2 separate regions of the Homo sapiens genome follow, and region 2 is linked to region 1. Evidence: read pairs that join two places in POLR2A ChIA-PET (ENCODE). Cell type or tissue: CD4-positive, alpha-beta T cell. All regions are shown on one strand. Region 1 overlaps PTAFR (platelet activating factor receptor). Region 2 overlaps EYA3 (EYA transcriptional coactivator and phosphatase 3).

What was found. Peaks named below come from ENCODE experiments on the same cell type or tissue, not always from the same donor. Only the 100,000 strongest peaks of a DNase experiment are listed, where the experiment ranks them.
Region 2: POLR2A ChIA-PET joins it to region 1 with 6 read pairs; 2 of 35 experiments call an interaction of 5 or more read pairs at or near these places.

What each region holds. Positions count from the first base shown.
Region 1 is chr1:28,155,076-28,159,075 of GRCh38, forward strand. The region is part of intron 1 of PTAFR (platelet activating factor receptor); the gene reads right to left. Among named protein-coding and RNA genes, the nearest start is that of PTAFR, 20 kb to the right of the region's middle. In CD4-positive, alpha-beta T cell, no CTCF peak of the experiment used is centred here; a DNase peak (open chromatin) is centred at 1,936.
Region 2 is chr1:28,027,321-28,031,320 of GRCh38, forward strand. EYA3 (EYA transcriptional coactivator and phosphatase 3) reads right to left here. Exons shown (of 18, transcript NM_001990.4): 7 at 469-606. Among named protein-coding and RNA genes, the nearest start is that of EYA3, 59 kb to the right of the region's middle. In CD4-positive, alpha-beta T cell, no CTCF peak of the experiment used is centred here; no DNase peak of the experiment used is centred here.

The DNA of each region.
Region 1 (4,000 bases):
TCAGGCTCTAGCCAGAACGGACTTCCCAGGCGGACCTTCAAACCTGTCCAGACATTTCCTGCCTAGAAGCCTCCACAATACCCATCTTGCTGTTTTGAATGCTCTTCCCTACCCACTCCTCACTCTCCGCTTTCCTTTTTTGTTGTTGTTGTTGAGATGGGGTCTCGCTCTGTCACCCAGGCTGGAGCGCAGTGGTGCAATCTCGGCTCACTGCAACCTCCGCCTCCCAGGTTCAAGCGATTCTCCTGCCTCAGCCTCCTGAGTAGCTGGGATTACAGGTGTGTGCCATCACACCCGGCTAATTTTTGTATTTTTAGTAGAGACGGCGTTTCACCATGTTGGTCAGGCTGATCTCGAACTCCTGACCTCATGATCCGCCACCTCGGCCTCCCAAAGTGCTGGGATTACAGGCGTGAGCCATCTCGCCTGGCTCCACTCCCCACTTTCACCTGGCCAAGTGCAACTCATGCTTCAGACCTCAGCTGAATTTCACTGCTTTAGGGAGGTCTTCAATGGACTTGGCTCACGGCTGTAATCTCAACACTCTGGGAGGCCAAGGCAGGCAGATTGCTGGAGCCCAGGGGTTTGAGACCAGCCTGGTCAACATGGCAAAATCCCCTCTCTACAAAAGAAAAAATTTAAATTAGCAAGGCATGGTGGTGCACTCCTGTAGTCCCAGCTACTCAGGAGGCCAAGGTGGAAGGATCAATTGAGCCTGGAAGGTCAAGGCTGCAGAGAGCTGTGACTTCACTACTGCACTCCAGCCTGGGCAACACAGCAAGACCCTGTCTCAAAAAGTAAAACAACGAAAAAGTCCATTGATATGATGTAGGTTCTACATCACAACGAACCTTTAAGAAACTACTATATGCGGGGCTTTGATATCATATCAAAGAATAGTATCTGCCAGGCGTGGTGGCTCATGCCTGTAATACCAGCACTTTGGGAGGCCGAGACGGGTGGATCACCTGAGGTCAGGAGTTCGAGACCAGCCTGGCCAACATGGTAAAACCCCACCACTACTAAAAATACAAAAAATCAGCCGGGTGTGGTGGCAGGCACCTATAATCCCAGCTACTCGGGAGGTTAAGGCAGGAGAATCGCTTGAACCCAGTAGGCGGAGGTTGCAGTCAGCCGAGATCATGCCATTGCATTCCAGCAGCCTGGGCAACAAGAACAAAACTCCAAAAAAAAAAAAAGAAAATATCACCAATTATCTGAAAAAGCCATTAAAAGATCCCTCCCTTTATAAGTATGTATCTGTGTGAAGGCAGATTTTCTTCAACCAAAACAACATATCACAGCAGCCTAAGTGCAAAAGCAGATATGAGAATCCAACTGTCTTCTATTTAGCCCAACATTAAAGAGATGTGTAAAAAATGTAAATCAATCCACTTCTCTCCCTAAATTGTTTATGTTTTAGAAAATCTAGCTATTTTTACAAAAATGTGTTATTTATGTTAACATGGAAAGAGTTTATTATTGGGTGTTTTTGTTTAAAAATGAAAATTTTTAGAATGTCTAAGTTTTCATTTTTAATACAATATTGCTGGAGATAACTTATGTAAACAAAAGCTCTTTGGCACCCTCAATAATCTTTAAGGATATAAAAGGACCCTGAGACCAGAAGACTTGAATACTGCTGCTCCACAATCTCAGCACCCCTGCCCTTCCTTGGATCCCAAGATGCCCAGTTCATCCAGGACCGGCCTTGTTTCTCTCTCAGGCTATACTGGTTATACCTTCTTGCCTTGGGGGTCCTGTTTCCAGGGCATGGAGGCATATTTGGCCTGTGTGGTGGCTGGGGGCAGCTCACAGCTGGGCAGGGCATGGTGCTCATTCTGGGTCTTGGGGGCAGTCAGGTCCGCACCTCCCTGCTACCCCCGCCCCCTTGCCCATCACAAAATGCCTTCCTCTTCCTGGGTTCCTGCACCCTGCCTGCCCACGCCTATTGAGAAAGCCTTTCCGCCAGGGCCAGGACTAGAGTGAAACATGTGAGGCATTCACTGGTTGCAAAATTTAAGAAGACACTAAACCTCAGCAATCAAGATAAATAATATTTTATTTTGTTTATTTATTTTTGAGACAGGGCTTGGCTCTGTCACCCAGACTGGAGTGCAGTGGCACAATCTTGGCTTACTGCAACCTCCACCTCCTGGGCTCAAGCCAACCTCCTACCTCAGCCTCCCAAGTAGCTGGGATTACAGGCACACGCTACCACACCAGCTAATTTTTGTATTTTTTGGTAGAGATGAGGCATGCCCACCATGGCCAGCTAATTTTTATAATTTTAGTTAGCTAGGCTGGTCTCGAACTCCTGACCTCAAGTGATCCGCCCGCCTCGGCCTCCTAAAGTGCTGGGATTACGGGTGTGAGCCACTGTGCCTGGCCAATAAATAATATTTTAATGCAATATTTTTTTAAATCAAAAGGAGTATTACTGATTCTTCCTCTTGCCTCAATCTCTAATATAACTGCCTGGCACTATTATGATACTGTCTTCATCTAACATTTTGGTACTTTGTTTATCATAATTTTTTTTGCATTAATTTTGATTTTTTTTTTTTTTTTGAGGTGGAGTCTCCCTCTGTCACCCAGGCTGGAGTGCAGTGGCGCGATCTCAGCTCACTGCAAGCTCCGCCTCCTGGGTTCACGCCATTCTCCTGCCTCAGCCTCCCGAGTGGCTGGGACTACAGGCGCCTGCCACGACGCCCGGCTAATTTTTTTTGTATTTTTGGTAGAGATGGGGTTTCACCATGTTAGCCAGGATGGTCTTGATCTCCTGACCTTGTGATCTGCCCGCCTCGGCCTCCCAAAGTGCTGGGATTACAGGCATTAGCCACCACGCCTGGCAATTTTGAGTTTTTAAAAAAACCTTCTCACCATGTGAACAGAACACACACACAGACTAGCCCAATTCACTCATTCAGTTGCTCATTCATGCATTCGTTGGACAAGCACTCACAGCTCCCGGAGCTGAGCAGTGCCCTGAGGCCTCAGAGAACAGACCCAGCCCTTGAGCAGCTCACAGGCCATTTTGCAAGAGAGAGATTCAGAAATAGATAAGCGGGCGGTGCTATGATGATGGATGTATCAGGTGTAACGCGGTTTCAGAGAAGCTGCCCCTACCCAGACTTGAGGGTGAGGAGAGACCTCCTGCCTATGCTGAAGGAGTTAATTTGATAGTGCGAGGAGAGAGGAATAACAGGCACAGGGGACTGCGGGACAGAGGCCTGGAAGAATAGGCAAAGGCGTACTTCATTCTAAAGGAACGTGAGACATTTGGTTTGGCCAAAACTTTAAGGAGTTGAGAAGAGACAGGGCTTTAAAAATAAGCAACAGGGCCAGGCGCGGTGGCTCACGCCTGTAATCCCAGCACTTCGGGAGGCCGAAGCGGGTGGATCATCAGGTCAGGAGTTTGAGACCAGCCTGACCAACATGGTGAAACCCTGTCTCTACTAAAAATACAAAAATTAGCCGGGTGTGGTGGCACGCATCTGTAATTCCAGCTACTTGGGAGGCTGAGGCAGGAGAATCGCTTGAACCCAGTAGGTGGAGGTTGCAGTGAGCTAAGATCATGCCACTGCACTCCAGCCTGGGCAACAGAGCCAGACTCCATCTTAAAAAAAAAAAATCATCAGTCAACTCAAGATGGGTCCTAGAGGTTAGTCTAAGGAGTCTGGACTTTATTCTGCAGACAATGGGAGTTATTGAAGGATCTTGAGCTTGGAAGGGACAAGACTGGGTCTGGATTTGGGGAAGATGGCTTTGACCACTGTGCACAGAATGAACTGGAGGTGATCAGACCAGAGTCAGGGAGACAGCAAAGAGACACGTGCAGTCGTCTGGAGGGCCTCAAGAGGACTGCACCAGGGCAGAGCCGATGGAGGGAAATGGATGGTTGTGAGAGTTATTTGGGAAATCAGATGGACAGAATTTGGTAACGGATGGGATATTGGTTGAGAGAAAAGGAGGAAACAAAGAGAACTGCCAGGTGTCT
Region 2 (4,000 bases), 130 kb before region 1:
ATGAACTTCTTGAGCAAGAGAAATGCTCTCATCAAGTAGTAAATGGGGTATAAGTGTGACAAAAGACACAGCAGAAAAGCAGCACACACCTCACATACTGCTATGACAATTCATACAGGTCAGCAAAATTCCAACCCATGGAGTCTTCTGCTCATTTATAGGACAAAATGCCACTGAAAATAGACTAGAACAAAATCAAGGCGTTTTCTGGACACCAACATGCAAAAGGGAAGGCTTCAATTCTATTAAGCAGCTCACATTCAAAGGCTAAACTACTTATAAACCACACTCCTAAGCTGTGGTTTGCCTAACACAAAAAGCATGCACAAATCCAAGTATCACCCCCTTTCTACTTTAGAAGACAGAGCTCCTGTATTATCCAATTTGTTTGTTTGGAGATACAGGTAGATTAAAAACAAGAAACAATAATAATAATTTTAAAACACACACACAACCATGCCTATTTACCTTGAATGGGATAAGAATAATGTGCTGGGCTTGGCTGGCTTGTGGTTAACCCTGTAGTGCAGGTAAGAACACTGTGTTGACTTGGAGATGGAGTCTGAATTAAACCACTTTCAGGTTTCATACCTGGCCACAATGCACCTGAATCAGATAAATTGGACCAATTACAAACAATACACTGGGACTGAGGAGCATGGTTATGCTTTCAAATATCAGCCAGTAGGTTTAAAATCTAAATCTTAAAACAAAAATAAATTTGCTTGTAAGAGAAAATTATTGAATCTCCCACTTGTAATATATCACAAGCAAATAACACTTTCAAAGAATTAGGGGATGAGGCTAAAGAAACAAAAAGCTTGCCACAAATCCCAATATGTATATAAATTCATTTCAATGACTGGGGGAAATTGACCAGGATTCAGAAAAAAAGAGTTATTGACACCCAACTGGAGTATCTGTTATAAAGAGTGCCTGATGTTCATGTACAGTGATAAATAATTTATCCAAACTGTCAAGGTAGGAGACATTCCATATAAGTTTAAAATTCACTTACCCATTAAACAAGGACCAAATTTTTCTAAAATATATTAAATACTTCTCTGCCTTCTTAAGCTGGTTATTTTGTTACTTTTGTTTCTTCCGATTAGGAAAGACATACCTGCTTATTTTTATAAATTAAAAACATTACAGAAATACATAATTTAGAAAAAAAATACAGTCATATATAATCCCATCATCCAGACTTAACCACTATTAACAGTTTGCAGAAGAGTCACCCAGATGATTTCTTCTTCTTCTTTTTTTTTTTTTTAAATAAGATAGGGTTTTGCTTTGTTGCCCAGGCTGGTCTTGAACTCCAGGCCTCAAGCGATACTTTTGCCCCAGCCTCCTTTAGTGCTGGGATTATAGGCATGAGCCACTACACTCAGTCCAGATTTCTTCTATGTATTCACTAATCTTCTTTTTAACAAAAATGGGATTGTGATTTTTTGTTGTTGTTGTTGTTGTTAAGAGACAGGGTCTTCCTCTGTCACCTAGGCTCAAATAATCCTCATGCCTCAGCTACAGGAGTAGCTGAGACTATGGGTGTGTGCCACCATACTTGACTAATTTTTTGTAGAGGTGGGGTCTTGCTATGTCGCCCAGGCCAGTCTTGAACTCCTGGCCTCAAGCAATCCTCCACCTTGGCTTTTTAAAGTGTTGGGATTACAGGCATGAGCCACTGCCAGCCAAGGACTGTGTTATACATAGTGTACATAATTTGCTTTTCCACATAATACCTCTAAGATTCATCTTTCCAAGTCAGAACATATAAATCTATCTCATACTGACAAACATCATAGCTGTTCATTTTTATTTTCTTTTTATCATAATGCTCCTGAGTAACAATCTTTCTAAAATATATTTATATCCCTTCCTGCCTTCTGAGCAAGGAGGAAATAGCACACATACCTTTAGATTTTCTCAGTTACTGTTTCAAAAATAAAAACTGTGCTGTGCTACATATATTACAGAGATACCGCAGAGGCTACTGTGATGTGTAAAGACAATTGTTTAGTACTAAATATAACTTAATTATAGTTCTGATTTTTAGGTTCTAATTTCACTGTTTTTCCTCTGTGGTCTGTCACTTCTTGACTTCCTTAGCAGTATCTGCCTTTTAATTTGCAATAAACTAGGCAACCATAAACAAAGCTTTGCATCTGCATGAGAGTCCAAGGATATTCTTTATGAGTGAAACACTCTTAAGTGCATGGTTTTGGTGATAATTTTGGCTACACAAAAGCCTACTTTTAAAAAGAAAATCCTTTTTTTTTTTTTTTTGAGATGGAGTTTCGCTCTTGTTGCCCAGGCTAGAGTGCAGTGGCACGATGATCTCAGCTCATTGCAATCTCCTCCTCCCGGGTTCAAGCGACTCTCCTGCCTCAGCCTCCCTAGTAGCTGGGATTACAGGTATGTACCACCATGCCTGGCTAATTTTGTATTTTTAGTAAAGATGGGGTTTCACTATGTTGGTCAGGCTGGTCTCGAACTCCTGACCTCAGGAGTTCCACCCACCTCAGCCTCCCAAAGTGTTGGGATTACAGGCACAAGCCACCATGCCAGGCCCCAAAAATCTTAATGCCTGGTTGTTCACTGTGTTCTGAATAGCTATGGTTACTGGGTTAGTGTAGTTGAAGCTGATAATTAGGTCTAAGAAGGTTCATCAACCAAACACATTCCATGTATGATATCAATACTAAGGTTAGCCATGACTTCAAACTCAACATTAACTCATCTCATTTATTTGCTCCTACTCTGATAAACTAGGAGTGATTGAATTTATAGCCAATGAACACATATATGCAATTAAAAATACAATACTTTGAGAATGAGAACCTCTGCTTCACCAGGGCACTGAGATACTTCAGTGCAACTCAGATTTGTCCAATTTGTTGATAAGTACATTTAGGAATAGTAAAGAGAAATATGAAAGTCTTAAAAAGACCAACAGTGGGATATGATAATCACTTCTTAATTTTTTTGAGACAAGGTCTTGCTCTGTTGCCCAGGCTGGAGGGCAGTGGTGCAATCATAGCTCACTGCAGCCTCAACCTCCTGGGATCAAGGGATCCTCCTGCCTCAAACCCCCGAATAGCTGGGACCACAGGCACACTACGCCTGGCTACTTTTTGTATTTTTGCAGAGACAAGGTTTTGTCATATTGCCTAGGCTGGTTTCAAACTCCTAGCCTTAAATGATCCTCCTGCCTTGACCTCCCAAAGTGCTGGGATTATAGGTATGGGTCACCGTGCCTGGCTTTGCCCCAAACTCTTAATGCATAAAAAGAAAATGTAATATTCTTTTCTCATCTATTAATCACATGAAATAACTTATTTTAAGAGACTGAGGAATACTGACATCGCTAGCATGAATTAGAAGCGTTTGCCCCATCATAATTCATGATCATTTAAATGTCTTGTCCAGATTAGCCATAATTAAGATTCTTGCCATGTCTGATTTTCAACAATAAAAATATTTGAGAATGTCATTTTTAAAACATTTATGATGTAAAATGTGAGTATCAGTGCTATGATTCCTGCTGATTGTATATCACACTTTTTGGTAAACAAATTGCTATTTCAATGTCACAATAACTTTCAGATTTATTGTCATCACTGTGATTTCTTTTTCCAAATAGGTTTTGACCCTAAGGTGGTAGATTTATAAACATGTTTATTTTTACACTATATGAAAATAATACCTTATTAATAACAATAGTATCAACTGAGAATGTTTTGATAGTCTCCCTCTTATAAGATCAAAAATTAGAACACAAATGTCCAAAATAAGTAGGAGATAGCTAGCTAGTTTTGAATATCTTTGGCCAGAAACATAAAGTAGATGTCTAATATATAATTATTTTATGAGGAATAAAAAACAATACAGACAGTACCTCCAGCATCACTGTAGACCTGGCTCTTCAGACATGCAAATCATCTTCCTCTAAAAGCAACCCTCCCAGAATTCCAGATAATAGGCAGCATGATCCAAT